Regions from separate parts of the Homo sapiens genome. Here region 1 is linked to region 2. A link is an interaction called in ENCODE POLR2A ChIA-PET data of the cell type or tissue named here. Cell type or tissue: Panc1. All regions are shown on one strand.

Region 1 (8,000 bases), 1.0 Mb before region 2:
AAATCTACCACAGCATATTTTGGATTGATGTACACTGATATCAGCTATCATATATCAATCAATGAAGAAATACCAGTGGAGAAGTATTTTATGTAAAATAAACCACAAGTATTGCTAATCTGAGTACTGACACATTTTTTACTAACCCTGGGCATCAGCAGATCTGAAGAGTAGGATCTCTTGATAATTAAGGGACATCTCAGTTTTACTTGCTTTTGGGGATTGAACCCTGATTAGCAGTATTGGAAAATTAAAGTGGAGTTGATTATCCAAATAAAGTGAAAGAAGTGAAACAGAACGTATTTAAGGATGTTTAAACACATTAGTAATAATTGTCTTGTGCATGACTAGTTTTTTTTGCCAATTTGAGTAATGTTAACTGAATCATTGGTTTGATCTTTCTCAGAAAACCATGAAAAGAAACTGAAAAATTAGTTGGCAAATCACACACACACACACAACGTGATTTGTTTTGAAATGAATTCCTAACCTAGATTACCAGCCTAATTCCTGTTTTTGTGCCAAGGGTGGAACTTGAGCATATGACATCTTAGCTATGTATGGCTGGCTAAGGCAAAAACACTGACTTAGGTTGGCAAATCCCATGGCTGTTGCTACAGCAACAACATGAACAATCTGAGTTCCTTCATGTACATTGTCTCTCTTACTGGTATTTTAACTGAGGCCACTTAATTGAGCCTTAGCAGTGTTTGTATACACAGCAATTACTTTTTAAAAATCTAAATAGCTGTTTCAAAGTGAAGCAGAAACATTAATAATTCTTGGACCCCTCCAGGGGATACTTCTGGACTTTAAATTTAGAGCTTAGAGAGTTCCTGAGAATGATTCAAAATATGTTTGTTTCCTTTTAAAAAAAATTCCATATCCAAGCAACATTCAGTAAGGGTTGGCACAAATAATGTGACACTTGAATAACAGCAGTTAAATATCTAAGTCAAAGATGTTTGCTATAATTCTAATTTTAAAGATAACATTTATTGACTTTTTCTAGTTATAAAGATAACACTTTTCTGTACATAACTTAAAATTCTTATCATTTCATCCTAAAAAGAGTTAACAGTTTGTGTAAAACTTTATTTTTTATAGAAAATATATATGTTTAAGTTGGATTCATATAACATATGATCATATATTTGTTTATATATGTTTAAATTATATATGCTTAGACTTATGTGATATACAATTTTATAATCTGATTGTTAAATTTAACTGTATGACAAACTTATCTTGTCATCATATTTTCTGTAAAATGTTATTTTAACAGGTGCATAATGTAGCAAAATATGTATACACTGACATATTAATAGACATGTAAGTTCTTTGGAACTTTTCACTGTGTTATGTGGACATTGTTGTATATAAAATTTTAATACACATCTGATTATTTTATTAGAATAACTGTTTAAAATGAAAATATGGGCAAATATTTTACAACTTTAAAGCCCTTGTATCATAATATCAAATTACCCTTCAGAATGATGGTAAAGGTATGAGAGCATCCATTTCACTGAATATTTGCCAGTACTGAGAATTGTGCATTTAATTATCTTTCCCAGCTTTATAGGTGAAAGAAATGCTATTTTATGTTCTTTTTAGTATTACTTACCATTTTGCATTACTGGCAAGTTGGACATTAAAAAATGTTTATTGGTCATTCGTGTATGTTTTTCTTTAGTATATTTATTGCCACCTCATGTACTTTACTTTCCGTTATACTGGGTGGTTTACATTTTTCTAACTATTAGTGAGACCTCTTTCAACATAAAGGTTGTTAGCCCTTTGTCTGCCATACGTGTTTCAAAAATTTTCTATTTATAATTTGTCTATTAATTTTCTGACACAACAAAAATTTTACTATGTACATAGTCAAATCCATCATACTTTTTCTCCCTGGTTTTTAATTTTGATTTTATGCCTAAAAAGGTCTTACAGCTTCAAGTTCAGTTAGATGTTTACCTATATCTATCTATACATCTATGTCTTAAATTAGCATTTTTATTCATACACTGTGCAGACTGATGGAGTACATGTGATATTTTGATACAAGCATACAACATATAATGATCAAATCAGGGTAATTGAGATATCCATCACCTTAAACATTTATCATTTATTTGTGTTGGGAACATTCCAAATCTTCTAGCTATTTTGAAATGTATAATAAATTATTGTTAAGTGTAGTCATCCTACTGTGCTAATGAACACCAGAACTTATTTCTTCTATCTAACTGTATTTTTATACCCATTAACTAACCTGTCTACACTCCCTACCCCCGACACATACACACTTTCAAGCCTCTGGTAACCACCATTCTACTTTCTACCTCCAAGAGATCAGCTCTTTTTAGCTCCCGCATATGAGTAAGAACAAGTGATACTTGTCTTACTGTGCCTGGCTTATTTCACTTAACATAATGTCCTCCAGTTTCATGCATGTTGCTGCAAATGACAGGATTTCAGGCTTTTTTCAATAGCTGATATTCCATTGTGTATATGTACCATATTTTCTTCATCCACTCGTCCATTGATAGACACATCGATTCCATATCTTGGCTATTGTGAATAAGACTGCAATAAACATGGGGTATTTACTTTTGCTTCTTTTATGGTTTCATTTTCTTACACTTAACCCTTCAATTCATTTAGAATATATTTGGAATGTGATACTAATCTAATTTAACCTTTTCCAAATATCTCATTTACTATATAGATTTTATTATATACCAGATAGTTATATACATTAGGTCCTTTTGCTGTGCGTTCTGTTTGTGGTCTGTCATGTAGAAATATTGAAGTCTTTTACTATTTTAGAGTATACTTGGACATTTAGACAGTGGGATAGACAAACTTTCCCTTTATGATTATTCTCTTTATAAAAATGTCTTGAATATTTTCACCTGTTTGTTCTTCCATGTTAAATCTAAAAATAATTTTATAAGGTACAGAAGTTATATAGCTTGTCAAAAGGATGAGTAAGCTTTTGGTGCACTCTTACATATTTAACGGACTTTGAGAAATATTGATAAGTAAATAACAAATGTGAAAACTATGTATAGTAAACTACCTTTGGTGTTAAAAATGAATAAAATTGCTTGACTATGCAAAGGATTTCATTGGAAGGATACATAACAAACAGTGGTTTTGAGTTAGAGGATAGCAGTGGTGGAAGATTTACATGTAACCAAATATTCTTTGGCATTTTTGAATTTTGTAATGTTCATGTTAAATATGACAAATTAAACATTTTCAAAGATAAAATAAAAACCCTGAATGAAGATATAAAACTACCTCGATGTTTACAGATTGAAAGTCGTGAGGATAAAGCACTTGCTCCAAATCATACACGGCTAGTAAATGGTCAGCCAGGACCCCCTCAACTACCCAGGATTTCTTCTTCCAGGCTTCATTGAAGGAGGGAAGAAAACAAAGGATTCACAAGCAAATTTAGCCCAGGAAGCACATTCTTTACTGCTTGTTAGTGTTTGGCTTAAGTCACCTTGAGCATAAGATTTTTAGTCTGAATATCATTCAGTTTCTGAATGTAGCTTGTAACTTTCAAAAATAGTTGAGGATAGGAAACTAGTTTGGGGAGATAAGTTGTGAAAAGTCCAGTGTAAAGAAGGTAAATAGCTGAGAAACTAGAGAGACTCAATAAAACCTATATAATATTTGGTAAAAATAAAAAAGTATATATGTAATGACCAGAGCTATTGTTATGAGATAATGTTTATGTACTAGTTAATGCTGACACATAAGAATGTCACATTCCTGCACAAACAGGTGACCACATTCCAGCTGGGCACCATGTAGGTAGAGTGACAACAAAGGACTTTAAAACGTTTTCTGTATTAATTGCAGAGGAGAGAATGGAGTCCACTGTGCAGAACACTGAGAAGCCAAGTGTCTCACTCAGAGTAGAGACATAGGGCTAATAATTTACCAATAACATCTGGAAGGAAAGCAATGCTTTTCATGGCAATAGACTTCATTACTTTGAAATATATTTGTTGGTTTTTGAAGTTAGATAGAACTGAGTTATACCTCAGCCCAAAACTTACTAGCTGTGTGCAAAGGGACTTGTTCTTTGATAATGTAGAGGCAAAGCAACATTGATTAGCCTTAATTTTTTTCATCTGTCAAATATATATTGTAATACCACGAACATTCATTTATTAATTCAACGAGCTACACAGTAGACAGTGTTCCAGGCATGGGTGGTTCCATAGTGTATAAGAAAAAAATGTCCCTGCATTCATGAAACTTATCTTCTACTAGGGGATAACTAAGTGAAATAAACACAATGCTGTGTTTACTAGAACACTTAGTACGGTAAACCCTGAATGAATGATATTACTTATATTATAGTCATAAGAGTATATATATATATATATATATATATGCTAACATTATTTATTATTTTCATTATTTCAATGAGTAGCTAAACAAAGTTCTAGTCTGAGTTTTAAAGGTCTTGGCACAAACTCTAACGGAGCAATAGCAACATAGCACCCACCAAAGGGGAACCAGACAAAAGCGGAACTCAGTCCTTTAACTCCATTGGCAAAGGAGTTCCCTCAGTCCTTAGCAAAGAGGTATTCAGTCTCAGAAGCAACCTAACAGTCTTTCTTAGTTGTGTCCTATATGTTGTAAGCCACATCTGATTCTCATTATAGTGCAGGTTTCAGTTCTTTACAGTAAAACCTTCTACCATTTTTACAAAATATTGAGTCCCAGTCCCTTTTAATATGGTTCTGTATGGATACCTAGATCAGGAGAACACAAGTCTGTGTACTGAGTGGAAAATGAAAGGACCATTCTTTGTTAATGAGGGTACATATTTCCCCTGTAGTTAGAAAATTTCAATTTGATGGGCTTAAGAAAATGTGCCTCTTTCAAAAGAAATTATGACCTTCCTCTGACCTTTATTATTCATTTAACATTTATTGAGCAAGTCTTTCATATCGCTCAGAAAAGAATAAGGAAATGGTGAGGCAGTAGATGGAGTCTATTCTGAATCTCAAAAGCCTTTTGATTTCATCCCTCAAGGGTTTGTGAGGAGACATTGATAGTCCAGCGGTGAAGTACAAAGCACAGGACTTTATCACAGAAGATTAAATCACTGAAAACTATGCTGGGAATCTACTGAGTTCTCTTTTTGAATGAGAAAAATGGTATTTTTAAGGGCAAAGTAGAGAAGGGTAAATTTGCTTGTATTAATTATACAATTAGGACATCAATATTAAATAGTCCAAGTGCACTTAAGATAATAGTGGCGTTCACAGAAATGAAGTGACGAGATTTCAGAAGTTTGGATTACCAGGCCACAAAAGCAATAGCAACCCCCTTTCTTTTCTTTTTTAGCAAAAAGCTTTTGACCATTCATTTCCATTTAAGAGACTCAAACATATGGCATTACCCATTGCTCGGCAGGCATTTTCTTAATTGGAAAACACGTGTGCCTTTCTTTCGGATTCGTCAGGATACTCTGGAGAAAATGTTTTACCATCCGTGGATGTTCACTTCTCTTTCTCTTCATCTGCATCAGAAATTCTGTGTTAACAAACCCAGTTTCATTTGTGAAAGAGCAATTATGATTCTTAGCTTGGTTAAATATTTGTGCCAAAGGTGAGAAAGGGAAAACTTCCTAGAATTCAAAAAGAATGCTTTTCAAGTTTTCACCATATCCATTTCAAAGGAAAATTGTATGAAAAAGGTAATTGAGAGACTCTCATATTTATAAATGGTTCCTTGGAAATAAACAGGTCTTTTCAAAGAGGCGGAAATGGCCTTCCACTCCCTCTCTTGCCATCTAGAAATGGATTCAAAAGGAGATTCTTTATCGCAGCCAAGTGTTTAGGGGTTTAAGGGAGAGACACTACTCAGAAAGGTTTCTGGCTGTCCAACAGCCCTTTTCTTTAGTCTCCCAGCAGACTCTGGGGGAGGATGTGAGTAGGATGATCCAGCTGGGACATCTTGGATGGCAGTAACCTAGTATGTACTTGAACACTTCTCCCTAACCTCATTACCATTGCACTCCAGGAGGATTGCATACTAGGGAGCAGATGCTGTAACTCTTCTCTTCTAATGTGACCACAGGAAAGTTTGCTTTGAAGGGACTTTTTGAAGTACAAAGTATGAAGGTGAAAGATTAAAGGTCTTATAACACAAAGAAGATCTATCACATCTCCTGCCACCCCAGAACTGACAATATTTGCTCAAGTTCAGTGTTTTTGTGATCGATGTGTGGGTCATTTTTATTTCCAGTGGCTGTCAGCCTAAGACTACAGGACTTGCCAGTCCTAGTAATGCAAATTTGCATTGTATCTCCATTTTAAGGGGCCCAAAACACATTGCCGTATTTCTCTGCCTGTTTTCTTATCCTCTCATTAGATAATGCATGTCTATTTGTTGCAACACAATTCTAGGCAATGGTGGATAGAAAGTAATTACAGTAGTCTGAAGAGATTGCTTAAAGAGACTGGCCATAGTGAAACCAGTGTCTAAGGTTTCCATCTGCCTGTCTAGCCATCTCTGAAGGCTTTGGGCAGTGTGACAGAACATAGAATTTGGGGCCAGCCTACCTAGGTTTGAGTCTTAACTCTACCTGCTAGGGACTGTGTGGCTTTAAGCCAATATTTTTATGTCTCTGTGTTTCTGTTTCTTTTTCTGTGGAAACGGTGAAGAATAATAGCTACTTCTTAGAAGAGTTGGGAGGGTTAAATGAGCTCATACATGAACAGCACTTAAAACAGTACCTGACACGTAGTAAGTGGTATGACAGAGTTTGCTATCGGCCGGGCATAGTGGCTCACGCCTGTAATCTCAGCACTTTGGGAGGCCGAGGCAGGCGGGGATCACAAGGTCAAGAGATGGAGACCATCCTGGCAAACATGGGGAAACCCCGTCTCTACTAAAAATACAAAAATTAAACGGGCATGGTGGGGTCGCCTGTAGTCTCAGCTACTCCGGAGGCTGAGGCAGGAGAATCACTTGAACAAGGGAGGCGGAGCTTGCAGTGAGCCGAGATCGCGCCACTGCACTCCAGCCTGGGCAGCAGCGCGAGACTCCATCTCAAAAATAAATAAATAAATAAATAAATAAATAAATAAATAAATAAATAAATAAATAAATAAATAAAAGAGTTTCCAAGAGTTTCCTATCACTATTACTAGTTCAGGTTTTGTTTGTTTTTTACAGCCTGACCTTCAAATGTTTTATGCACTCCTTGAGGTTGTGTGCAAAATTTAGTGTGGCTGCTCAAATATAAAATTTCCTGGCCGAGTATTCATACTGTTTATCGAAGTCATCTATGAATTTTAAAAGTTTGGGAACTACTGTGCCAGGCTCTGCAGGTCTCCTAACACGAATAGATAGCTTCTATCATTAGTAAAACTCAGTGAACCATTATGAGTTTTGATTCCTACAAACACGAATTAGATCTTCAAGTAAAATAGTCCTTAAGAATTTATTTATAACATACATGAAAGCTATAGGTGAGATATGTTCATTTTGTTTTCTACAGCTTTCTTTGAATCATTTTTTAAAAATACACAATTATCAACAGCAGCTACCTAGTGAGATCAATGGGCCAAATTAATCAAAGAGAGCGTACCACACTGAGCATCACAAAGATTTGAGAATTTCCCCCAGCTTTTGAGCTGGCCTGCATTAATGCAGTGACCCACTAGATGTCAATGTTTCCATGAGAATGAATAAAGACATTCTGTTGTTATCCTTGAAACAGGATTAATTGATTGCTATAAAAAGTTAGATGAAATAAAATGTTCTCCTTGCTCTTCAAACTAAGATAAGCTAATAACTTTGGACACAATTTCACTCCTCTGCATTCACCAAATGTCCAATTACATATCCTCCCTGCCTGGACCTTCAGAACAATATAAAACTGAATGAAGGCTATGAAAGAAGTCACAGGAGGATTTTTGCAGAGCTTCCATCCAGTTCAGAAACAAAGCAATTCA
Region 2 (8,000 bases):
AACTATCTCTCAGACCACAGTGCAATCAAACTAGAACTCAGGATTAAGAATCTCACTCAAAGCCGCTCAACTACATGGAAACTGAACAACCTGCTCCTGAATGACTACTGGGTACATAACGAAATGAAGGCAGAAATAAAGATGTTCTTTGAAACCAACGAGAACAAAGACACAACATACCAGAATCTCTGGGACGCATTCAAAGCAGTGTGTAGAGGGAAATTTATAGCACTAAATGCCCACAAGAGAAAGCAGGAAAGATCCAAAATTGACACCCTAACATCACAATTAAAAGAACTAGAGAAGCAAGAGCAAACACATTCAAAAGCTAGCAGAAGGCAAGAAATAACTAAAATCAGAGCAGAACTGATGGAAATAGAGACACAAAAAACCCTTCAAAAAATCAATGAATCCAGGAGCTGGTTTTTTGAAAGGATCAACAAAATTGATAGACCGCTAGCAAGACTAATAAAGAAAAAAAGAGAGAAGAATCAAATAGACACAATAAAAAATGATAAAGGGGATATCACCACCAATCCCACAGAAATACAAACTACCATCAGAGAATACTACAAACACCTCTACGCAAATAAACTAGAAAATCTAGAAGAAATGGATACATTCCTCGACACATACACTCTCCCAAGACTAAACCAGGAAGAAGTTGAATCTCTGAATAGACCAATAACAGGAGCTGAAATTGTGGCAATAATCAATAGTTTACCAACCAAAAAGAGTCCAGGACCAGATGGATTCACAGCCGAATTCTACCAGAGGTACAAGGAGGAACTGGTACCATTCCTTCTGAAACTATTCCAATCAATAGAAAAAGAGGGAATCCTCCCTAACTCATTTTATGAGGCCAGCATCATTCTGATACCAAAGCCGGGCAGAGACACAACCAAAAAAGAGAATTTTAGACCAATATCCTTGATGAACATTGATGCAAAAATCCTCAATAAAATACTGGCAAACCGAATCCAGCAGCACATCAAAAAGCTTATCCACCATGATCAAGTGGGCTTCATCCCTGGGATGCAAGGCTGGTTCAATATACGCAAATCAATAAATGTAATCCAGCATATAAACAGAGCCAAAGACAAAAACCACATGATTATCTCAATAGATGCAGAAAAAGCCTTTGACAAAATTCAACAACCCTTCATGCTAAAAACTCTCAATAAATTAGGTATTGATGGGACGTATTTCAAAATAATAAGAGCTATGTATGACAAACCCACAGCCAATATCATACTGAATGGGCAAAAACTGGAAGCATTCCCTTTGAAAACTGGCACAAGACAGGGATGCCCTCTCTCACCACTCCTATTCAACATAGTGTTGGAAGTTCTGGCCAGGGCAATTAGGCAGGAGAAGGAAATAAAGGGCATTCAATTAGGAAAAGAGGAAGTCAAATTGTCCCTGTTTGCAGACGACATGATTGTATATCTAGAAAACCCCATCGTCTCAGCCCAAAATCTCCTTAAGCTGATAAGCAACTTCAGCAAAGTCTCAGGATACAAAATCAACGTACAAAAATCACAAGCATTCTTATACACCAACAACATACAAACAGAGAGCCAAATCATGAGTGAACTCCCATTCACAATTGCTTCAAAGAGAATAAAATACCTAGGAATCCAACTTACAAGGGATGTGAAGGACCTCTTCAAGGAGAACTACAAACCACTGCTCAAGGAAATAAAAGAGGATACAAACAAATGGAAGAACATTCCATGCTCATGGGTAGGAAGAATCAATATCGTGAAAATGGCCATACTGCCCAAGGTAATTTACAGATTCAATGCCATCCCCATCAAGCTACCAATGACTTTCTTCACAGAATTGGAAAAAACTACTTTAAAGTTCATATGGAACCAAAAAAGAGCCCGCATCGCCAAGTCAATCCTAAGCCAAAAGAACAAAGCTGGAGGCATCACACTACCTGACTTCAAACTATACTACAAGGCTACAGTAACCAAAACAGCATGGTACTGGTACCAAAACAGAGATATAGATCAATGGAACAGAACAGAGCCCTCAGAAATAACGCCACATATCTACAACTATCTGATCTTTGACAAACCTGAGAAAAACAAGCAATGGGGAAAGGATTCCCTATTTAATAAATGGTGCTGGGAAAACTGGCTAGCCATATGTAGAAAGCTGAAACTGGATCCCTTCCTTACACCTTATACAAAAATCAATTCAAGATGGATTAAAGATTTAAACATTAGACCTGAAACCATAAAAACCCTAGAAGATAACCTAGGCATTACCATTCAGGACATAGGCATGGGCAAGGACTTTATGTCCAAAACACCAAAAGCAATGGCAACAAAAGCCAAAATTGACAAATGGGATCTAATTCAACTAAAGAGCTTCTGCACAGCAAAAGAAACTACCATCAGAGTGAACAGGCAACCTACAAAATGGGAGAAAATTTTCGCAACCTACTCATCTGACAAAGGGCTAATATCCAGAATCTACAATGAACTCAAACAAATTTACAAGAAAAAAACAAACAACCCCATCAAAAAGTGGGCAAAGGACATGAACAGACACTTCTCAAAAGAAGACATTTATGCAGCCAAAAAACACATGAAAAAATGCTCATCATCACTGGCCATCAGAGAAATGCAAATCAAAACCACTATGAGATATCATCTCACACCATTTAGAATGGCAATCATTAAAAAGTCAGGAAACAACAGGTGCTGGAGAGGATGTGGAGAAATAGGAACACTTTTACACTGTTGGTGGGACTGTAAACTAGTTCAACCATTGTGGAAGTCAGTGTGGCGATTCCTCAGGGATCTAGAACTAGAAATACCATTTGACCCAGCCATCCCATTACTGGGTATATACCCAAATGACTATAAATCATGCTGCTATAAAGACACATGCACACGTATGTTTATTGCGGCATTATTCACAATAGCAAAGACTTGGAACCAACCCAAATGTCCAACAATGATAGACTGGATTAAGAAAATGTGGCACATATACGCCATGGAATACTATGCAGCCATAAAAAATGATGAGTTCACGTCCTTTGTAGGGACATGGATGAAATTGGAAATCATCATTCTCAGTAAACTATCGCAAGAACAAAAAACCAAACACCGCATATTCTCACTCATAGGTGGGAATTTAACAATGAGATCACATGGACACAGGAAGGGGAATATCACACTCTGGGGTCTGTGGTGGGGTGGGGGCAGGGGGGAGGGATAGCATTGGGAGATATACCTAATGCTAGATGACGAGTTAGTGGGTGCAGCGCACCAGCATGGCACATGTATACATATGTAACTAACCTGCACAATGTGCACATGTACCCTAAAACTTAAAGTATAATAAAAAAAAAAAAAGAAAAAGAAAAAAAAAGAAACGCAAAGAATCAAATAGATAATGACAGAGTAAGATGCTGGCATCCTTACATATGGAACTCAGTGTTAACTCGGTGGAATAAACAGCTTCAGAGACAGGCAGACTAAATTTTATTTCCTGTTCCACTACTTACTAGCTCAGTGATATTGGGCTTGCTACTTAATACCTCTGGGCAGCTTTATAAATGAAGGGGCCAGTGAAATAATACCAAGCTAAGTAGATTATAGTAAGGTTAAATTAGATAATATACATGAAGTGTGCAGGAGCTCAGTTAGTCATACCTCTTAAAATTTTGAGCAACTTTAAAGGAGAAGAACTTTCTGCTTTACCTAGAACTGCTGGTATACAGTAATTCATGTACTGAGTAAGCTTCATGAACTGCTACTAAGAGCCAGGCTGACATAATCACTGGCGTATATGATGGATGAGGGACAAGGAGCCAGCCTTTGATGGCATGGAATTCATAGTCTCACAGTCTAGCAGAAAGGGACAAGCAGATTAACTAATAAATATGGTCCATGGGATTAGTCTATGATAGATGTACTACAGACAGAAATTTACAACAGAGGTTGATTAATGTCTGATTGATGTGTTCAGGTAGGACTTCAAAGAGAAGTTAAAGTATGAGCTGCTTCTTAAAGCATGAATAAGAGTTCCCAGACGAGGCAGAAAGTGAGTGTCTCTAAATTATTTCATCATGAACAACTGATGGGAGCCCCTACTTTAACAAAATGCTGTGCACATGGTAGATACTCAATGAATATTGAGTATGAATACCAATATGCTCGCCACATAGACAACATAAAGGTACATAGACAACATAAGGGTACACAGGTGAGGCCAGGCACAGTGGCTCACACATGTAATCCCAGTGCTTTGTGAGGCTGAGGTGTGAGGATTGCTTGAGACCAGGAGTTCAAGGCTGTAGTGAGCTATGCTCATGCCACTGCACTCCAATCTGGACAACAGAGCAAGACTCTGTCTATAAAAAAAGAAAGAGGTAGATAAGTAGTGGGTACTAGTTTCACAAATCTCAACTACTGGTGTGCAAAAAAAAAAATCTTTTTTTCCCCAAAAAAACCCATCTTTGTGTCTTTGTCAAGCCCCTATTTTTTGAGGCAGGAAATTTGATCTACTCACTTCCAGCTCATCACATCCAATTAATGCATTCATTTTCTTCCTCAGTCAATTAGGATTTCTGTATTCTACCTCTTCCCCAACGCTTTGCAAGGATCCTCTTTCTTACCTGTAAAATGGGGCCGATTATACCCACATTGGTGTTTTAAAGATGTTTGTAAATCTCCTACTACCAGGAACAGAGTATGCACTCCATAGATGAGAACAGATGCTATTGCCCTTCTTCGCCTTGATGTAAGTCAAGGATACTCCTAGCACCCTCTAGTACCATTTTTTAAAAGTCACCTTTTTGGCCGGGCACGGTGGCTTACACCTGTAACCCCAGCACTTTGGGAGGCTGAGGCAGGTGGATCACGAGGCCAAGAGATTGAGACCATCCTGGCCAACCAACATGGTAAAACCCCATCTCTACTAAAAACACAAAAATTAGCTGGGCATGGTGGCGCACGCCTGTAGTCCCATCTACTCGGGAGGCTGAGGCAGGAGAATCACCTGAACCCGGGAGGCAGAGGTTGCAGGGAGCCGAGATTGCGCCACTGCACTCCAGCCTGGGTGACAGAGTGAGACTCCGTCTAAAAAAAAAAAAAAAAAAAAGTCACCTTTTTATGCAAGGAAAACAAGTTGTAATGGGCTATAGAATGGCATATAGAAAGTACAGTTTTCCTCCTACCCCGATAACTGGATGTCCAAACCCTACAATTGCACTACATTTTCTCAGCCAGAGTTTCATTTACTATGCTGCTTGGAAAAGAGCTAAGCTACAGTCAACTTAAGTAAAAGTCTGTCTTTTAAAGTACACCCTAATGAAACAAATTTGCTTAACACTTCTCTGAATAATTATGAACTTTAAGTCAATAGAATTTCAACCTCAGAGATTTTATCTAATTATTTTATTTCATCCATTCAATATTTTTACAGAATACCGTGTAGTCGTGAAAGCTTTTGAAATTTCCTAATGAGTTACTTAAACTTTCTGGACTCAAGAAGTCCAATATTAACAGAAATAAATTAGTACAAGGTCATTGGCTGTAATTTTGGCCAAAGCCCCAAGATGATGGTATTAGAATAACCTTAAAATCTGGCAAAACAGTAGCATTCATAGATAACCCTAAGCTATATTAACAAACAGCTAAGTAAACTATTTGTTTACATCATAAAGGCTAAGGGAGTGAGGTTCATATAACTATTTTGCAAGTTTCACAGTCTTCAAGCAGCCCCACTATAAGATACTTAGTGTGTAACTAGGTGGCACAAGACCTAAATAGAGCCAATTAAATAATAACGATGATGGATGAAACTGTTGAGAAACAGAAAATGAGCCACAGCTGACAAATCCAGGAAACTCTTCTGCATTCACATTTTATGCAGTCACATGATGGTAAAGAGATGACTGTGGGGAATGACCAAAATAATATTAGATCTTTGGGATTTTCTCCAGGTGCCACAGAACTAAGGATCCACAGGCTCCAGGCATGAGAAATCTCAGGTTACATAAGTCTTTGTAGATTCATTGAGATTATGTTGAAACCAAACTTAAGGATGAGATCTTCCTTCATTTGCATGAGCTGTCCTGCCTCACTCTTCCTTGCTCAGATTTCTTTTTCTATGACTCAGAACTAAAAGGGAGGAAAAAATAAGGCCAGTGCCTAGCTCAGGAGCTGTGCCTGCTGAAGACCTAGTCCTTCCTGCCATTTCAACCCAACACCATAACAATAGGATCCTTTTACACTGGGCACAGTTCCTTGAGCCCTTCTCATGTGTTCTCATGCATTCAAGGGAGAACAAACACTAAGTTCTACATAAACCAACTTACTGAAGTCTAGTAACTTGAGTCCTTAGGAAACCATACAATATCTTTTGCAACCGCCATGTGTTTTCAAGGATGTGCAGTAAGAAACAGCTAGTTCTTTTTTTCTCTTTCTCCTAGACTTATGAAGAGGAAGAATTTTAAAACAGAAAATAAGGGTGAAAGGTAAGGTCTACTCTATGACCCCTTTACATATAACACCCTTTAACTATGAGAAGTAAAAGTACCTGCCTTCATTTGCTCTTGCCTTTAAACTTATTACCAGGTTACCTGAAAAATTACTTCTGGATAAAATAACCATTTTGACGTGGAATTTGAGTTACAATTATGTCATTCATGAACACATATACACACTCGAACATAATCTCTTCTGTGGTAACAAGCTGTGAAAAAAGTGAGAAGGCTAAAATCTCAACCTAAATATGAATCATTTTAGCACTACAATTATTTGCAAGCACTGAACATGTAATACCCAGATACTCCTGTAATTAAAAGGTGATTCTGAAAAAGTCATTGGTACCATACATATCTGTTATTCTGTATTCCAAGTATTAAATTTTTTATTCAATGTTGACTTAATGTTATTACTTTCTAAATCTCTACACCTGCCTCCTATTGATTTAAGGGAATCATTTGCTGTAATTCAGACCCAAAGCACCCTGAAACCAAAAAGAAGTGCTGATTGATGTCAGACTGAAGCCAATTCTTGGATGTTGTACTTTAAAACAGTTTCAGAATCTAATCTAACTTTTTTCTGACCTAAAGAAATAGCAAGGAATAATGAGAATTTTTTAAGGAAAATACTGTACAGCATTCTCATAAATATTTGTATCTTCTCAATATCAAGAGTATGAATTTTGGCTATAAGATATTCAAATTCAAGCAAACATTAGCATGACAGAAAGAAATTACTTCAGACATTTCCACATTACGCTGCAAAAATTGTTTGTTAAATTAGATGGGTGAAAGTTGAAAATAATTTTTTTCGTTGAAACAAGATTTTAAAATGTCACTTCGTCCCCTCGGGCATCCCTTCAGAAGTTAATTTATTCTATAATGTTGCTGAACTATTCGACATTTTAAAAGTATTAGCTAATGGCACTATATCTATCATTGAAATAGTATAGTAGCTACACAGTATTATCCAATCTCATGACATAACTAGGCATAGAAAGTTCCACTGCAGATAGGACAAAATAGACTACAAATAATACCGAAAATCATCTTTATTTCTAGGAGGCATGGTGGGTGACATTCTTTTTTGGACTTTCGCATTTTTATTTTCTCATAATGACAACTTGGCTGAGTATTAAAATGTTGGCTCCTCCAGGCATGGTGGTGCACACCTGTAGTCCTAGCTATTCAGGAAGCTAAGGTGGGAGGATCACCTGAGCATGGAATTTGAGGCTTCAGAGAGCCAAGATTGTGACACTGCACTTCAGCCTAGGTAACAGTGAGACCTTATCTCAAAACAAAACAAATTAAAAAAAAAATGTTGACTAACTGTACCCCCTCAAATCCCAAAGATATTATTCTATTGAGTTTTTTTATTATTTTTTACCACTGACCTATTGGAAATCCAAGGCAGTTTGCATTTTAATCCTTTGTAGGCAAAATATTGTTATTGTGGTTGTTTAGTGGGGCAGGGATGAGAGCTAGATGA

What was found. ChIA-PET counts read pairs that join two places held together with the same protein. Peaks named below come from ENCODE experiments on the same cell type or tissue, not always from the same donor. Only the 100,000 strongest peaks of a DNase experiment are listed, where the experiment ranks them.
Region 1: POLR2A ChIA-PET joins it to region 2 with 5 read pairs; 1 of 35 experiments calls an interaction of 5 or more read pairs at or near these places.

Annotation. Positions count from the first base shown.
Region 1 is chr3:178,385,243-178,393,242 of GRCh38, reverse strand. LOC105374235 (a long non-coding RNA gene) reads left to right here and starts at 7,950. Exons shown (of 11, transcript NR_188692.1): 1 at 7,950-8,000. In Panc1, CTCF peaks have their summits at 7,491 and 7,701 (motif pointing right); a DNase peak (open chromatin) is centred at 7,692; H3K27ac peaks cover 2,921 bases.
Region 2 is chr3:177,384,145-177,392,144 of GRCh38, reverse strand. No RefSeq gene overlaps it. Among named protein-coding and RNA genes, the nearest start is that of LINC00578, 54 kb to the left of the region's middle. In Panc1, no CTCF peak of the experiment used is centred here; no DNase peak of the experiment used is centred here; H3K27ac peaks cover 577 bases.